2 separate regions of the Homo sapiens genome follow, and region 1 is linked to region 2. Evidence: chromatin loops called from intact Hi-C (ENCODE). Cell type or tissue: HepG2. All regions are shown on one strand. Each heading gives the region's core, and the rest is flanking DNA. Links, peaks and the distances in the headings are about the cores only. Region 1 overlaps ZNF609 (zinc finger protein 609). Region 2 overlaps ZNF609 (zinc finger protein 609).

Region 1 (8,818 bases), core at 257-8,256, 48 kb before region 2:
AACTTTGTACATTTCTGATAATACCTTAAAAAGGTCCTGAGAAGAGTAAATAAACTACCCTGGAAATGTAGGCAATACCATAGAGTTTTCTTTAAGTTCCAGAAAGCCTGGAAGTTGGTTGAGTAGTATGTATCGAAAAGCCTTAAAGGCCGGGCATGCTCGTTTATGCATGTAATCCCAGCACTTTGGGAGGCTGAGCTTGGGAGGATTGCTTGAGCCCAGGAGTTCAAGACCAGCCTCCGAGGCCAAGTGCAGTGGCTCACGCCTGCAATCCCAGCATTTTGGGAGACCAAGGCTGGCGGATCATGAGGTCAAGAGATCGAGACCATCCTGGCCAACATGGTGAAACCCCGTATCTACTAAAAATACAAAAATTAGCTGAGTGTGGTGGCATGCACCTGTAGTCCCAGCTACTCAGGAGGCTGAGGCAGGAGAATCGCTTGAACCCAGGAGACAGAGGTTGCAGTGAGCCAAGATCGCGCCACTGCACTCCAGCCTGGGCGACAGAGACAGACTCTATCTCAAAAAACAAACAAACAAACAAACAAAAACAGCCTCCTCAACAAAGCGAGACCCTGTCTCTATAAAAAATGTTTTAAAAAAAGCCTCAAAATGTGCATACCCTTTTACTTGCTTATATGTAGGACTTCACCCTATGAAACTAGTGAAACAGGTGCAAAGATATTTCTCTCAGCCAGGCATGGTGGCTCATGCCTATAATCCCAGCACTTTGGGAGGCTGAGGTGGGTAGATCGCTTGAGCCCATGAGATTGAGAACAGCCTAGGCAACATGGTGAGGTCCTATCTCTACTAAAAATAATTTTTTTTTTTTTTTGAGACAGAGTCTTGGTCTGTCACTAGGCTGGAGTGCAGTGGCACGATCTCGACCTACCGTGCACCGGGTTCAAGTGATTCTCTTGCCTCAGCCTCCCAAGTAGCTGGGACGACCGGCACACACCACCACGCCCAGCTAATTTTTCTATTTTCAGTAGAGATGGGGTTTCACCATGTTGGCCAGGCTGGTCTCAAACTGACCTCAGGTGATCCGCCCGCCTTGGCCTCCCAAAGTGCTGGGATTGCGAGTGTCAGCCACCACACCCGGCCTTTTTTTAATCAGCTGGTGGAATGTGCCTGTGGTCTCAGCTACTTGGCAGACTGAGATAGATCACTGGATCACTGGAGCTCTGGGGGTCAAGGCTGTAGTGAGCCATGATTACATCACTGCACTCCAGCCTGTCAGCAGAGGGAAGACCCTGCCTCAAAGAAAAAAAAAAAAAAGATATTTCTCTCAGCCTTGTTTATACAAGTGAAAATTAGGACAACCTAAATATCCATCTATAGTTAATTGGTTAAATGAATCGTGGTTGGTTTGTTCAAAATAATTCTATTCAGCTGGGCATGGTGGCTCACGCCTATAATCCCAGCACTTTGGGAGGCCAAGGCAGTTGGATCACTTGGGGCCAGGAATTTGAGACCAGTCTGGCCAACTTGGTGAAACCCCATCTCTACTAAAAATATGAAAATTTAGCCAGCTCTGGTGGCAGGTGCCTGTAATCCTAGCTACTTGAGAGGCTAAGGCACGAGAATTGCTTCAACCCAGAAGGTGGAGGCTGCAGTGAGCTGGGATCTCGCCACTACACCCCAGCCTGCATGACAGAGTGAGACTGTCTCAAAAAAATAATAATGGTAATAATTCTGTTCAAGCATTTAAAATTATGTTTTAAGTTGGCCAGGCATGGTGGTTCACGAGGCCCGCAATCCCAGCATTCTGGGAGGCCAAAGCAGGCAGATCACCTGTGGTCAGGAGTTCAAGACCAGACTGGCCAACATGATGAAACCCCATTTCTACTTAAAAAAAAAAAAAAAAAAAATTAGCCCGGCATCTGAAATACCAGCTGCTTGGGAGGCTGAGGCAGGAGAATTGCTTGAATCTAGGAGGCAAAAGTTGCAGTGAGCTGGGATCGCGCCACTGCACCCCAGCCTGGGCAACAGAGCAAGACTCTTGTCTCAAAAAATTACATAAATAAATAAAATAAAAATAATGTTTTTGCTCTCTCCGGTCCGTGCCTCCAAGATGACAAAGAAAAGAAGGAACAATGGTCGTGCCAAAAAGGGCCGCGGCCACATGCAGCCTATTCGCTGCACTAACTGTGCCCGATGCGTGCCCAAAGACAAGGCCATTAAGAAATTCGTCATTCGAAACATAGTGGAGTCCGCAGCAGTCAGGGACATTTCTGAAGCGAGCGTCTTCGATGCCTATGTGCTTCCCAAGCTGTATGTGAAGCTGCATTACTGTGTGAGTTGTGCAATTCACAGCAAAGTAGTCAGGAATCGATCTCGTGAAGCCCGCAAGGACCGAACACCCCCACCCCGATTTAGACCTGCGGGTGCTGCCCCACGTCCCCCACCAAAGCCCATGTAAGGAGGTGAGTTCTTAAAGACTGAAGACAGGCTATTCTCTGGAGAAAAATAAAATGGAAATTGTACTTAAATAAATAAATAAAAATAATGTTTTAAGTTATAGCTAATTGACACAAAAATGTTCACGATGCAGTGAAATTCTGATAACCTTTCATAGTCTGAAAAATCTAGTTGTTCTAGGAGAAATAAGTCATCCAGAATGTTCTCTTGTTTGTTTTTGAGACAGGGTCTTGTTCTCTCGCCCAGGCTGGAGTGCAGTGGTGCAATCACAGCTCACTGCAACCTCCGCCTCCCAGACTCACGTAATCCTCCCACCTCAGCTTCCCCAGTAGCTGGGACTACTGGTGCGTGCCACCATACCTGGCTAATGTTTTATATATTTTTTGTAGGTACAGGGTTTCACCATGTTGCCCAGGCTGGTCTCAAACTCCTAGACTCAAGTGATCCACCTGCCTACAGTGCTGGGATTACAGGTGTAAGCCACTGTACCCAGCCATTCCAGAACATTCTGATGATTCAACCATAACTCATTTCATAGTATAATTGAGTGGATAAGAAGGGTTGGTGTTTGCTGTCTCGCCATATTAATAGTTTTGTGTTGGAACTCCTTGACTGTCAATCAAGTATTATGTTTGAGGAAGATGTAAACATTTAATACTTTTAAGATTAGGAGAGGTTTGAAGGGTTTTATGTCATGAACACACATATTAAGGAAGAAGCATGGCTCTGCCCTCTTGAAAGACTAAAGAAATATTCCATCAGCAGTTTACTTTAGAAGAACTGAAAGAATAGGTTGATACTGAACCCACTCCCAGAGCCAGGTAGCTGAAAGGGCACTGTGATTGTTATCTTACTAGGAACACGTGGAGTGGGAGTAAGGCAGTTTTCTGCAGAAAAGAGGGATTCTGGGCAGACAAAAACTACATATGCACTATGTTTTGTTTTGTTTTTTTTGTTTGTTTGTTTTAAATTAAAACCAGAAAAGGCGAAGACTTGGAGAATGCTCAAAATTTTTTTTTTTTTTTGACACGGGGTCTCACTCTGTCACCCAGGCTGGAGTGCAGTGGTGTGATCTCAGCTCACTGCAACCTCCACCTCCTGAGCTCAGGTGATCCTCTCACCTCAGCCACCTCAGTAGCTGGGACTACAGGCTCTTAACACCACATCTGGCTAATTTTTTTTTTGTATTGTTGGTAAAGACCGGGTTTCACCATGTTGCCCAGCCTGGTCTCTAACTCCTGAGCTCAAGCAGTCTGCCTGCCTCAGCCTCCCAAAGTGCTGGGATTACAGGCATGAGCCACTGCACCTGGTCACAAAATGTAAAGATTTTGAGGGCCATTGATTTTAAACTCCAGAAGCTGGTCCAATCAGAATGAACGTAAGGATTTTTGTTAGTGTGATTAGAAAAGAATGTGTCTCGGCCGGGCGCGGTGGCTCACGCCTGTAATCCCAGCACTTTGGGAGGCCAAGGCGGGTGGATCATGAGGTCAGGAGATCGAGACCATCCTGGCTAACAAGGTGAAACCTCGTCTCTACTAAAAATACAAAAAATTAGCCGGGCGCAGTGGCGGGTGCCTGTAGTCCCAGCTACTCGGGAGGCTGAGGCAGGAGAATGGCGTGAACCCGGGAAGTGGAGCTTACAGTCCGGCCTGGGCAACAGAGCGAGGCTCCGTCTCAAAAAAAAAAAAAAAGAAAAAAGAAAAGAATGTGTCTCTTTCTACTGGGTTTGGAGCTGTGAGTTTATAAAATTTGGGCCGGGCGCGGTGGCTCGTGCCTGTAATCTCAGTACTTTGGGAGGCTAAGACAGGTGGATCACCTGAGGTCAGGAGTTTGAGACCACCCTGGCCAACATGGTGAAACCCCGTCTCTACTAAAAATACCAAAAATTAGCCGGGCGTGGTGGTGGGCATCTGAAATGCCAGCTACTTGGGAGGCTGAGGCAGGAGAATCACTTGAACCCGGGAGGCAGAGGTTGCAGTAAGCTGAGATCATGCCACTGCACTCCAGCCTGGGCGACAGAGGAAGATTCCGTCTCAAAAAAAAAAAAAAAAAAATCGAAGTGCTACAGCCACCTTGCCACCTAGGAGGAGATCCTGGCTGACAATGCAGCTGTGCCAGAGAAAACACCAAGAGAGGGAGGGTTTGAAATTGGGCCCGAAGACATCATTTGAGCCCGTACATCAGGTCATGTGTGATATAGACTTTTTCAGTTACACGAGAGCCACTAAATTCTCTTTTTAAGTCAGGTTGGCAGTGGTTTTTCTATCATTTCTAGCTGAACAAGCCCTAATACAATATCCTTAGGGGTCATAACATCCAACTACCTCATGTCTTGAAGTTTGGAGAAGTGAAGTGACTTACTTAAGGTTATACAGATAAATGGTAAAAAACTGGGACTAAAACCTGGCCCCTTCCCACCTCCTTTGTAAGATAATTACTCCAATGTGTAAATCACTTTAAGGAGGTTTGGGGCAAAGTCTTAAATGGGTTTGAGGATGCCATTTAAGTAATGGAAATCAGTCCTGCTCTCATAGTAAGTGTCATTTGGAATGACAGTGACTGCTATTGACAGAAAACTGACCCCACCATCATAGCTCTTATTTTTCTCAGACTTTGGATAAGTGGGCTGTCCATAGTATCTTCATGATTGGTAGCTTAATAAATAAATTATTTGTGAAATCACTGGATAACATTTGGCTAGCTGTTTTAATGTTGCCCATTCCCTCAGCCTCTTGAGCTTCTAGAATCAGCAGACTTGTTTTTCCATGGTGTGTCTAGTAATATGAAATGAAATATGGACCTCAAATATATAAATATATGCCAAGCTCTTTCTTTTTTTCTTTTGGAGATGGAGTCTCGCTCTGTTGCCCCAGGCTAAAGTGCAGCGGCGCGATCTCAGCTCACTGCACCCTCTGCCTCTCAGGTTCAAGCACTTCTCCTGACTCAGTCTCCAGAGTAGCTGGGATTACAGGCATGCACCACCATGCCCGGCTAATTTTTTTGTATTTTTAGCAGAGATGGGGTTTCACCATATTGTCCAGGCTAGTCTCAAACTCCTGACCTTGTGATCTGGCCAACTCAGCCTCCCAAAGTGCTGAGATTACAGGCGTGAGCCACCGTGCTCTATGCCAAGCTCTTTCTTGCCTTAGGAGTTTGCATATGCTGTTCCCTCTGCCTATAGTGCTTATCCCTTGGCTCTTCACATGGATGGCTCCTTCTCATCTTTTGGGCCTCAGTTTAAATCCAGCCTTAGAGATGCCATCTCTGATTACCCAAGGTAGCTCCCTTCTCATTGTTCTCTTATCACATGACCTATTTGTCTCCTAATAGCAGTTTCTAATTTATATCTAATTTGTATTTACTTACCAGTCCCTTTCGTTTACCACCTATACTCAGTGTGTATAGCATAGGAGCCATACATAAGAAGTACTCAATAATTATTTGTTAAATGGTTGGGTTCTGTTATCCTAGGCTTGAAAAACATTAAAAAGCACTATTTGTACCCTTTCACCAACCCTGCCCCAAGTACCTTAATTGCCCTTACACCTCTACTGACTGAAAATACGGCACAAATCCTGAAGAGAAAGGGAAACTAAAAGCTGTACTTAACTGCTATGCTGATAGTTGTCTTAGGCAGTTTTGAATTAATATTTTATTATCTCTGTTCTTCAGCTTGTTGTGCCTTGTTTTTTCTCTTCTCTGTGACTTCTCACCTACCCACTTGACTCTGACCAGATTCCTGACACTTAAAGGGTATATCCAAGAAATGAGATGGCCCTGAGCACAGGGGAGGAAGGATGGAATGACAAGGGCCACCAGAAACCTCTTTCAGGACTCTAATCACTCTAAGGTCACAGTTTAGAGTCTAGAATGAGAGGGACTTTGAGTGCCTCTTTTTCTTGCTCAGTGCCCTCAGCTTGAGTGCTTAGCTGGCAGACGGGCACTTTTCCTCCTCAGTTACTGTCAAAGCAACATGAAGGTCAGGCAGAGAGAGACAAATGAGAGCAGCTCAGGGAAAGGAGGTTACCACGGTAACAAGCAGGAGGGACTGCTATTTGGAAACAGACCTAATCTTTCTCCTCCTTCTCCCTCCTTCTCAGCACAGGAAGATGGGTATTGTTTAGCTGACCTGCATCCTTGGGGTGGGAACCATAATCCCTTTCTGACAGTTCCCAATGACACTGGAGTGATCTGCTTTGCATTTTAATTTGATAAGCAGCAGCGGCAGTTTTCTCTGAAGTGCTGAAAACATGGCTTTTTCTGGCCCTGTTCCAGATAGGATTCTGGTTGCCACAGAGAGGGGTTTGATATTGTTGTTTATTTCTCAACAAAGATCTTGCATATTTGCATAAATGTGGAAGATGCTGCTTGGTTCTAGACAACCAGAATCAAATGAATACAGGCTATCTTTAGGTTATGAATATCTATCTGCTCTAGGAAGGTCACAGAGATACTGCCCCATCCCCAGCTCACAGGACCACCCAGTGACCTGTGCAGTGGATCTTCTGACTTAATGTCCTTACCCTTCTGCCTCCCCCATCTACTTATATGTCACACTATTCTCAATCTCTTCCCTTACCTACCCTACCCTTATAGTAAGCCTTCACTATGTATATAAATATTCCTTCCTTTTCTTTCAAAATAAAAAGAGCATTTTAAACTAGAAAAATAAATTATCAATGTAATGAAAAATTAAATGCCAAAAAACATAAGAGAAAGTAAAAATCATCTAGAATATTACTATAGACATGATGGCTAGAACATCCTTCCAGATCTAAACCTCTAATTCTATCTGCTTTGTTTTGTTTTGAGATAGTCTCGCTCTGTCACCCAGGCTGGAGTGCAGTGGCACGGTCTCAGCTCACTGCAAACTCTGCCTCCTGGGTTCAAGCGATTCTTGTGCCTCAGCCACCCAAATACCTGGGATTACAGGTATGCACCACCACGCCTGGCTAATTTTTTGTATTTTTGATAGAGACAGGTTTTCACCATGTTGTCCATGCTGGTCTCAGACTCCTGGCCTCAAGTGATCCACCTGCTTCAACCTCCAAAAGTGCTGGGACTACAGGCATGAGACACCACATCCAGCCTCTATCTGCTGATCTACGCATTTTATGAGTTGTATATACTTATGTATAGATCAGTTTATTTTTATTTATCTTTAATTTTTTAATTTTCTAACACTTCTCAAACAAAAAGTAGAGTTAAATTTAACATTAATGGGCCAATATAGTACATGCTCCATCATACTTTTTCCTTTAATTCACTAAAAAATATGTTGTAGATATGTCATTGATGTAGATAGGGATCTATGCTATGATGGACCTATAGATTGTTTCTGGTTTTGTGGTTATTTTTTGGTTTGGCTATTAAAAACAACATTGAAGAAAACTGTCCATCATACATCTTTGTGTGTGTATATATATATATATATATATATATATATATATATATATATATATCCTGTTATCTTCTTGATACAAATCCTAGAAATTGAATTTTGGGACAAAAGAACATGTGCATTTTATATTTTGATACATATTGCCAAACTGCCCTCTAGAGAAGGCACCAACCAATACTGCATAAAAGTCCCTATTGTTTTTACATACTCTTACCAACTGGGATATGTTCAACTCTCTCATCTTTGCCAAATAGATGGGAAATATACTGTGTTTTTATTTGTGTTTATGTATATTATTGAATCCTTAAAAATACTCACATGACCCCTTCAGATTTTACACTGAAGACCTATCTACTTCTTTTCCCATAATGTACTTCCAGGCTTCTCTTTCCTGTAGTGCTGGCAACTGAGCAAAGTAAAAAAAAAAGTTATTTTGTGGTGGTTTTTTTTTTTTTTTTTTTTTTTTTTTTGGTTTTTGAGAAGATATCAAACAAAAAAGTAAAAAATTTTAAAAACACCTAATTGCATTAATCTCTGCACCCTCCCTCCAAACCAAAACCAAACCTGTTTTTTTTCTTTTTCTTTCAGTGATGGACTGTCATTCACTCAGATTTAAGCTCCAAAGACTGAGATGTTTGTCTGTTTGTTCATAGCTGTATTCTCAGTGCCTAGACTGGTGCCTGGCATGTATCAGTTGCTCAGTAAATATTTGTGCAGTAAATCATCTCTCAGCCATCTTAATCAGAAATTCTAATCATACCTAATTCCTTTACTGATTACCTACATGTCTGATGCCTTGCAAAGTCAAATTGCTTAAAGGTCCTGAATGTCTCTTGGGTTCTTCCCTTTATCCCCCTACTTCTGATCATTCTTACTTATGTTTTTATTCCTAGGAGCCCTCCTTTTCAATCTCTCTAGTTTACTCCCCTCCTTCTATTAATTTTACCTTTGGATATACAGATACAATAACATCATACCCTTTCTTTCATTCCTCAG
Region 2 (8,818 bases), core at 218-8,217:
TGCTGTAACAATGTACCAAAAACTGAGTGGCTTAAAACAACAGAAAGTTATTATTTCACAGTTCCTGAGGCCAGGCATCTGAGATCAAGGTGTTGGCAGGACCATCTGTCTCCTGCAGCTCTAGGGAAGAATTCTTCTTTTCTTCTGCTCTTTGCTGGCAATCCATAGTGTTCCTTGGCTTGTAGCTGCATCATCCCAGTCACATGGCTGTCTTCCCTCTTTGCATATCTGTGTCCAAATTGCTCCATTTTATAAGGACACCAGTCACTGGATTAGGGCAGACCCTAATGACCTTATCTTGATAACTTGATTGCCTCTGTAAAGACCCTATTTCCAAATAAGGTCATATGCTGAGGTACTAGGGGTTAGAACTTCAATATACCTTTTTTTGGCAGGGGAAGGGTGGGACAGGGACACAGTTCAATTCATAAAAGGGGCAAATGAAAATTTCAGAATAATTATTGTCACAAGTTGGAGAGAGAAGATTTTCTAGAAATGTGCATAATAATGAGAGACATTGCTTCCCAAAGTCAGTCTGAGCAGATCATCCACCCTCTGACCCCAACTGTTACTGGGTTGAGTTCCTCTTTTTTTGCTTTGTTTTGTTTTGTTTTGTTTTTTTGAGTCTCTTTCTGTCGCCCAGGCTGGATTGCAGTGGCGCAATCTCAGCTCACTGCAACCTCCGCCTCCTGGGTTCAAGCGATTCTCTTGTCTCAGCCTCCTGAGTAGCTGGGACTACAGGTGCCTGCCACCACACCCAGCTAATTGTTGTATTTTTTTTAGTAGAGACAGTGTTTCACCATGTTGGCCAGGATGGTGTTGATCTCCTGACCTCATGAGCCACCGTGCCTGGCCTCCTCTCTCTTTTTTTAAATCTACTTATTTTATTTTACTTTTTGTAGAGCTGAAATCTCACTTTGTTGCCCTGGCTGGTCTTGAACTCCTGGGCTCAAGCAGCCTCCCATCTTGGCCTCCCAACATGCTGGGATTATAGGCATGAGCCGCTGCGTCAAGACTTGAGTTCCTTTCTCTGCATTACTATTTACCCTTCCTTGGGTAAATACACTTGTGCTTTCTTTTTTTTTTTTACTGAGAGTGAAAGGGTGGTTCAGCTCTACTCTGTTAACAAACTCTGAAACAGTCAAGTAGAGGTTACCAGAAAGAAAAATAGGTTTCAGCAGTTGGCAGCATACTAGCCTCTGGCTGAAGAAGGCCAAAAGGAAAAGTGCCTCGCATAAGCCAAGCCTAGTCATATTCTTATCCTAGTTCCTTCTGCTAGGTCATAAAGCAGTAAAGCTGTGGACAGTGGGATTCCTTCTCAACCCCAGGCAAGTATTTTTTCAAAGCTGTTCCATTGAGATGATACCATCTTTCTTATTCCTAGTGGTTTTCAGAGGACTCCAGCTGTATAGCCAAAGGCATGATGACCTTTGCTGAGCCACCTTCTCCAGCCATGGCTGCAGGATATGGTTACCTCAGCAAGAGGAAAGGAAGGATATACGATTTAAGGGTGTGGTGAAACAGCCTTTGTGGCACTTATGCAAAGTTTCCCTAGTGTAAGAATGTATAGATGGGAGGAGGAACTGTGTCAGATTTTTTGCATTTCTCCCATCTTTCCCATTTCTCCCATTTGCACACCCCATCCCCACAGTGTGGGTGTGAAGTGGTTTACATTTACTGGTTATTCCACTTTGGCCTTCTCTATCCTGTACTAGTCCTTTTCCTGCCTATAGTTTTAGCAGTACCAGATCTGAATGCTCTTCAAATTGACACTTGCTTAATAATGGTTTCAGCTGGCTCTCTAATAATACTTTTGCCTGAAATTCTGTTGAGAGAAAATACTATGGTCATGTGAAAATGGTTCCAGGATGATGGGTGTTAGTTACACTTGTGCTTTCTTTTTTTTTTTTTTTGAGATGGAGTTTCGCTCTTGCTGCCCAGGCTGGAGTGCAATGGCATGATCTCGGCTCACCACAACCTCTGCCTCCCAGGTTCAAGCAATTCTCCTGCTTCAGTCTCCCGAGTAGCTGGGATTACAGGCATGCACCACCACGCCCGGCTAATTTTGTATTTTTAGTAGAGATGGGGTTTCTCCATGTTGAGGCTGGTCTTGAACTCCTGACCTCAGGTGATCCGCCCACCTCGGCCTCCCAAAGTGCTGGGATTACAGGAGTGAGCCACCGCGCCTGGCCTACACTTGTGCTTTCTTTGGCTCCTCGAGTCCCAGAAGATCTCAGAATTAAGGGTTTAAGATTTTTGTTTTCTCTCCAACCCAGACTTGAAGGTGGACAAATTTGAAGACATCATTTTCTTTAGCAGTAGTTTCCACATTTTGCTGTACATTAGAGTTTGGGAGTGGGAGTTTTTAAAATCCCAGTCCCCAGATCTCACCCAATTAAATTGGATCAGAATAACTGTGGGTGGGAGCCAGGTGTCAGTATTTTTTTAAGGGTCTCCAGAGGCTTTGAACATTTTTACAGACTATCCCAAATTGCTTATTGGATCATCTGAGATATTTATACTTAGAATATTAATAAAGAACTCCTGGATAGTGTATAGATTCTCTTTGGAAGTATCCTCTCTAAAGGAACAGTAACCACATTTCTGCCTTTAGGTTTCTGGTTTTGGAAGACTCGTACGTAATTTGACCCTTCCTTACAGTCAGATCCATGAATTGAGGATGAATGGTTTGCCAGGATAAGTAGGATAAAAACCTAGAGATGTTGCTGTTAATCTGATTGGAGGTTCTGCCTACATGAAATTTGGTAGGGCATGAGTATTTATAGCATGGCAAAAGCATTCTCTCTAATAATTTGCATTGCAGCAACAAATTTGGAGCTAAAATACAGGTTTTTGGTTTGTTTTTGTTTTTATTTTTTTGAAACAGAGTCTCGTTCTGTCACCCAGGTTGGAGTGCAGTGGTGCAATCATGGCTCACTGCGGCCTCCAACTCCTGGGCTCAAGCAACCCTCTCACCTCAACTTCTCAAGTAGCTGGAACCACAGGCGTGTACCACCATGTCTGGCTAACTTTTTTTTTCTTTTGTAGAGACTAGGTCTCGCTGTGTTGACCAGACTGGTTTCAAGCTCCTGTCCTCAAGTGATCCTCCTGCCTTGGTCTCCCAAAGTGCTGAGATTACAGGTGTGAGCCACCACGCCCAGCCAGTATGACAGTTTAAAAAAAAAAGTTTGACCAGACACAGTGACTCACACTTGTCATCCTAGCAATTTGGGAGGCCAAGGTGGGAGGATTACTTGAGCCCAGGAGTTCGAGACCAGCCTCTGCAACACTATGAGACCTCTTCTCTACCAAAAATCAAAAAAATTAGCCAGGCAAGTGGCACACTCCCGTAGTCCCAGCTACTTAGGAGGCTGAAGCAGGAGGATCTCTCGAATCTGGGAGATCGAGGCTGCAGTGAGCCCTGACTGTGCCACTGCACTCTAGCCTGGGTGACAGAGCAAGACCCTGTCTCAAAAAATAATTATTATTATAATGGTTTTCATTTTCTGTAAATCTAAAATTTTTTTAAATGGTTTTCAGATAACAACTATGCACCAATTTAAGAAGAAAATCTTAGCTAGTACGTAACCACACATGGTCTAATTCTTTCTAGTTTCTTCATTTCTGGAGGCAACTCACTCTTGGAAGTTTCTGAATATATTTACCCTTTCTCTACATCTCTGGTTTGAACTTTCATCCTGGAGGAAATAGCGCTCATAAATGCACATACTCTCTAATCACATGTCAAAGTTAATTATTAGACAGTAACATACCAGAGATCAGCTGTGGGAAGGAAACAATTTCTACATTCTCCCATCTGAGGCTTCTGCAGAGGTAGTAGCATGTAGAGTTCCATACCAGCCTTCCTCACAGGCATCCTCTTGCAACTCTCCCTCAGCTCTCAGTCCTACCAATTTCCTGCAACATTCCTTGCTGCAGGCGTGAGCCACCACACCTGGCCAGAAACTATAATTTATTTACTTTCATACGATCTGTTTCTCCACCTCAACCTCTAAAGAGAACTAGAAAACTGGAGTGGGAAAACTTTAGAAAACTACTAGTACTGACTGGGAGTTGAGGTATTGGTTGTAGCTGCATCTTCCTCCTTGCCCTTACTCCGAACATCAGTAAACAAATATGTCTGTCATTCTCCTTTAGAAATAAAAATAGGAACTACATAGACACCATTAACAGGTTTTTGATCATTTAGTGGTGGTTAAAAGGACCTTTGGCCATTATAAGAGGTCTAGAGAGAGTAAAGAGGACTTTACTAGGAAAGCAAAGAGAAGACCATAACTGAAGGCATATTCAACTTCTAGAGAATAGGACCAAATTGAACAACAATTTGGCACCAGTGTAAAGTGTGTCAGCAACAATTATTAATATTTATTGTTAACTATTCATACTAGCACTGGACATTAGGCTTAACACTTACTATTTTTCTGACCAAGCTAAGGAAATACAACTTTCAAGGGAACAAGGTAACAAAGTAGGCCAGGTGTGGTGGCTCATGCCTGTAATCCCTGCACTTTGGGAGGCTGAGGCAAGAGGATCACTTGAACCCAGGAGTTTTAGACCAACCTGGGCAACATAGCAAGACCCCTTCTCTATCAAAAAAAAAATTTTTTTTTAATTAGCTGGACATGGTAGTATGTACCTGTAATCCCAGCTACTCAGGAAACTGAGGTGGGAGGATCACTTGAGCCCAGGAGGTCATGGCTACAGTGAGCCATGATCTTGCCGGTATACTCTAACCTGGGCAACAGAGCAAGACCCTGTCTCAAAATATATGTGGGAACAAGCTTTTTATTTGTATTATTTATTTATTTTAAACAACAACATCTTGTCCAAGACAAATTTTTTTTAAAAAGAGGAAAAGAATAAAGAAAAAGAAGGCCAAGGCCAATGGCTCACACCTATAATCCCAGTACTTTGGGAAGACTGCTTTAAGCCAAATTCAAGACCAGCCTGGTCAACATATAGCAAGACCTCATCTCTACAAAAAAAAATTTAAAAATTAGCTGGGCATGATGGTGTGTGCCTCTAGTCCTTGCTACTCAGGAAGCTGAGGAGGGAGGATCACTTGAGCCAAGGAGTGTGAGGTTACAGTGAGCTATGATCACATCACTGCACTCCAGTCTAGGCGACAAGAGTGAGACCCTGTGTCAATAAAAAACAAAAAGAAAAATAATAAAAAGAATCAGAGGTCTTTAAAATATAACAGATGATGGATCCAGTGTTACATACCTAAGTATACCTTTACCAGAGCTTCTGCCTTGATATGTGAGTCTGAGGGTTCAACTGTAAATTGCAGAAAACTTATAAAATGGTTTGGTGCCCAAGGACTGTTGCTAAGTCTTGCATGTAAGTCCAAAGTGGATACTATCCAAGTGACCTGCAATGCCATCCATAGATGGTGGGCAAAATTGATGGATGAGCTCTTGATCCAATGGGTAGCTTTGTTTTTATTATACATGTCTTTGGACCAGGCAATCATCTACTAAGTCACATTATAATAAGAAGAGGAGTATGAATGCTTAAAACAGACTTTGTTAGCTACCCTTACTGTGCTTTGAATTCAAAGCATAATTTCAGAGATAATGAGCTATATCTTCTCCTAAATTTTCTCTCTCTTTCTTTTCTTTTCTTCTTTCTTTCTTTTTCTTTCTTTCTTTCTTTCTTTCTTTCTTCCTTCCTTCCTTCCTTCCTTTCTTCCTTCCTTTCTTTCTTCCTTTCTTCCTTCCTTCCTTCCTTCCTTTCTTTCCCTCCCTCCCTCCCTCCCTCCCTTCCTTCCTTCCTTCCTTCCTTCCTCAGGCTGGAGTACAGTGGTGCAGTCTTGGCTCACAGCCACCTCCATCTCCTGAGCTCAAGATATCCTCCTACCTCAACCCTCTAGGTAGCTGAGACTACAGGCGTGTGCCACCATGCTCGGCTAATTTTTCTATTTTTTGTAGAGATGGGGTCTCACCATGTTACTTAGGCTGGTGTTGAACTCCTGGGCTCAAGTGATCTGCCTACCACAGCCTCCCAAAATGCTGGGATTACAGGCATGAGCCATTGCACTCGGCGTCCTACATTTTCTGCCCCACAACTAGCAACTGTTTTTTCCTCTGATTTTTTTTTTTAATTTTTGAAATTATTTTATTATTTCAAAAGTAATGCCTGATTTTTTAGCTATGACACCAAAAGCACAAGCCAGCAAAAGAAAAATTAGATAAATTGGATTTCATCAAAACTAATAACTTTTGTTTATCAAAGGATACTACCAAGAGAATAAAGATAGAATGAGAGAAAATATTTGCAAATCGTGTATCTGATAAGTGATTAATATCTAGAATAAAGAACTCCTACAGATCAACAATGAAAAACCCAAACAACCTAATTCAAAAATGCGCGTAAGACTTGAATAGACATTTTGCCAAAGAAGATATCTAAATGACCAATAATCACATGAAAAGATGCTCAGAATCATTAATTATAAGAGAAATGAACATAAAAACCATGATGAATTACCACTTCATACCTACTAGGATGGTTGTTATCAAAAATGTGGAAAATAAAAAGTGTTCAAGAGGATGTGGAGAAATTGGAACCCTTGAGAACTGTTGGTTGGAACATAAAATGAGTACAAGCCATTGTGGAAAACAGTTTGGTGGATCCTCAAAAAGCTAAACAGAATTAACATATGATCCAGCAATTCTACTCCTAGGTATATACTTAAAAGAATGGAAAACAGATGTTCACACAAAAACTTGTATGTGAATATATGACAGTATTATTCACAATATTCAGAAGGTAGAAATAACCCAAGTGTCCATCAACAGATGAATGGATAAACAATGTGGTATAGCCATACAATGGAATATTATTCAGCAAACAAAAAGAAATGAAAGCTGGTACAGTGACTCATGCCTCTAATCCCAGCACTTTGGGAGGCTGAGATGGGAGGATCACTTGAGCCCAGGAATTCAAGACCAGCCTGGGCAACATAGCAAGACTGCATCTCTAGAAAAAAATACAAAATGGCGGCCAGGCATGGTGGCTTATGTCTGTAATCCTAGCACTTTGGGAGGCCGAGGTGGGTGGATCAGCAGAGGTCAGGAGTTCGAGACCAGCCTAGCCAACATGGCAAAACCCCATCTCTACTAAAAATACAAAAAAAATTAGCCAAGTTTGGTGGCACACACCTGTAACCCTAGCTACACGGGAGGCTGAGGAAGGAGAATCGCTTGAACCTGGGAGGTAGAGGTTGCAGTGAGCCAAGATCGTGCCACTGCACTCCAGCCTGCACAATGGAAACAAGACTCCATCTCAAAAAAAAAAAAAAAAAAAAAAAACTGGGCACGGTGGCTCACGCCTGTAATCCTAGCACTTTGGGAGGCCAAGACGGGCGGATCACTTGAGGTCAGGAGTTCGAGACCAGCCTGGCCAACATGGTGAAACCCCATCTCTACTAAAAATACAAAAAATTAGCTGGGCATGGTGGCGCATGCCTGTAGTACCAGCTACTCGGGAGGCTGAGGCAGGAGAATCGCTTGAACCTGGGAGGCAGAGGTTGCAGTGAGCCGAGATCATGCCATGGCACTTCAGCCTGGATGACAGAGGGAGACTCTGTCTCAAAAAAAAAAAAAAAAAAAAAAATCAACCTGGTATGGTAACACGTGCAGTGATAAACTCATTATCACTGTATAGGATGTTGTCAGTTAGGCTTACTTAGTACTCCCAGCTACTCAGGAGGCTGAGGCAGGTGGATTGCTTGAGCTGTGATCACACCACTGCCATCCAGCCTGGGGGACAGAGTGAGACCCTGTCTCCAAAAAAAAAAAAATGAAGTTCTGATTCTACAATGTGGATGAACCTTGAAAATACATGTTAAGTGAAATAAGCCAGTCACGAAAGGACAAATATTGTATTTTTTCCACTTAGGTATCTAGAATGGATACATTTATATAGACAGAAAGAATATTAAGGGCCGTGGGGAGCATAGGGAATGGAGAATTATTGCTTAATGGCTACAAAGTTTCTATTTCAGGTGATGAAAAAGTTTTAGATATTGTGATGGTTCAAAAGGAAAAAGTAACAATTTTTATTGTTGAACATTTAGGAGACAAAGTCAAAATTCACCAAGAGGAAAAGAATAAATTACCCAGAGATAACCAATGTTTGAATTTTTATATTATATATTTTTGTTGCTTCTTTTATTTTATATTTTTAACAAATTGAGACCCTTCTCTATATATTTCGTAATCTTCTTTGTTTAGAGAAATATATTCCTGTAACATATTTCCATAACATTAAATGACCTTCTATAACATTTTAAATAACTACAGAGTATTCCATGTTAAGGATGTATCATAATGGACTTAGTCATTATATCTTTTATATGGTTTAAAAAAAGATACTTCTTAAATTTTCTAGCTCTTCAAGAGCTGAGCTTCATTTTTTACATCATCAATAAAGTACCTCACATACCAAGGAGACACATTATGTGTTTCATAATAATAACCTTGCAGCTTTGGACTTTTCGGTTTTTGTCCAAACTCCCTTTTCTCTTTTTATCCTCTTGCTGCATTTTGCCTACTTGGACATTTTCTTTTTGCTTCTTCCACCTGTTCTGTGTGTCTTTCACTTTGCCACCAGTATGTAGCTTTATTGCTGCATCTGTTTCTTTTCTGGTAGAAATAGGTCAAACGTAAAATCAATAACCTGCTTCTCAGCCCAAAATAAACCTACAGGTGTTGATGTCTTTTGCTTTAGTCCACAGTTTTATTCTCAAGTGCAGTGCGTAAACCATTTAGTGTTTTACACCGAAAATACG

The links. Hi-C counts contacts between places; a loop is a spot of excess contacts. Peaks named below come from ENCODE experiments on the same cell type or tissue, not always from the same donor. Only the 100,000 strongest peaks of a DNase experiment are listed, where the experiment ranks them.
Region 1: a loop joins it to region 2, with 2.0 times the contacts of the local background. A loop is called at or near these places in 9 of 110 quality-filtered maps.

The regions. Positions count from the first base shown.
Region 1 is chr15:64,590,905-64,599,722 of GRCh38, forward strand. All of the region lies in intron 2 of ZNF609 (zinc finger protein 609), which reads left to right. LOC101930091 (a long non-coding RNA gene) reads right to left here. Exons shown (of 5, transcript XR_007064678.1): 4 at 8,141-8,228. It also overlaps the pseudogene RPS26P50. Among named protein-coding and RNA genes, the nearest start is that of OAZ2, 110 kb to the right of the region's middle. RefSeq lists an enhancer at 6,077-6,126 and a silencer at 8,452-8,652. In HepG2, for the core only: no CTCF peak of the experiment used is centred there; no DNase peak of the experiment used is centred there.
Region 2 is chr15:64,639,322-64,648,139 of GRCh38, forward strand. All of the region lies in intron 3 of ZNF609 (zinc finger protein 609), which reads left to right. Among named protein-coding and RNA genes, the nearest start is that of OAZ2, 60 kb to the right of the region's middle. In HepG2, for the core only: no CTCF peak of the experiment used is centred there; DNase peaks (open chromatin) are centred at 1,060 and 3,760; H3K4me3 peaks cover 493 bases.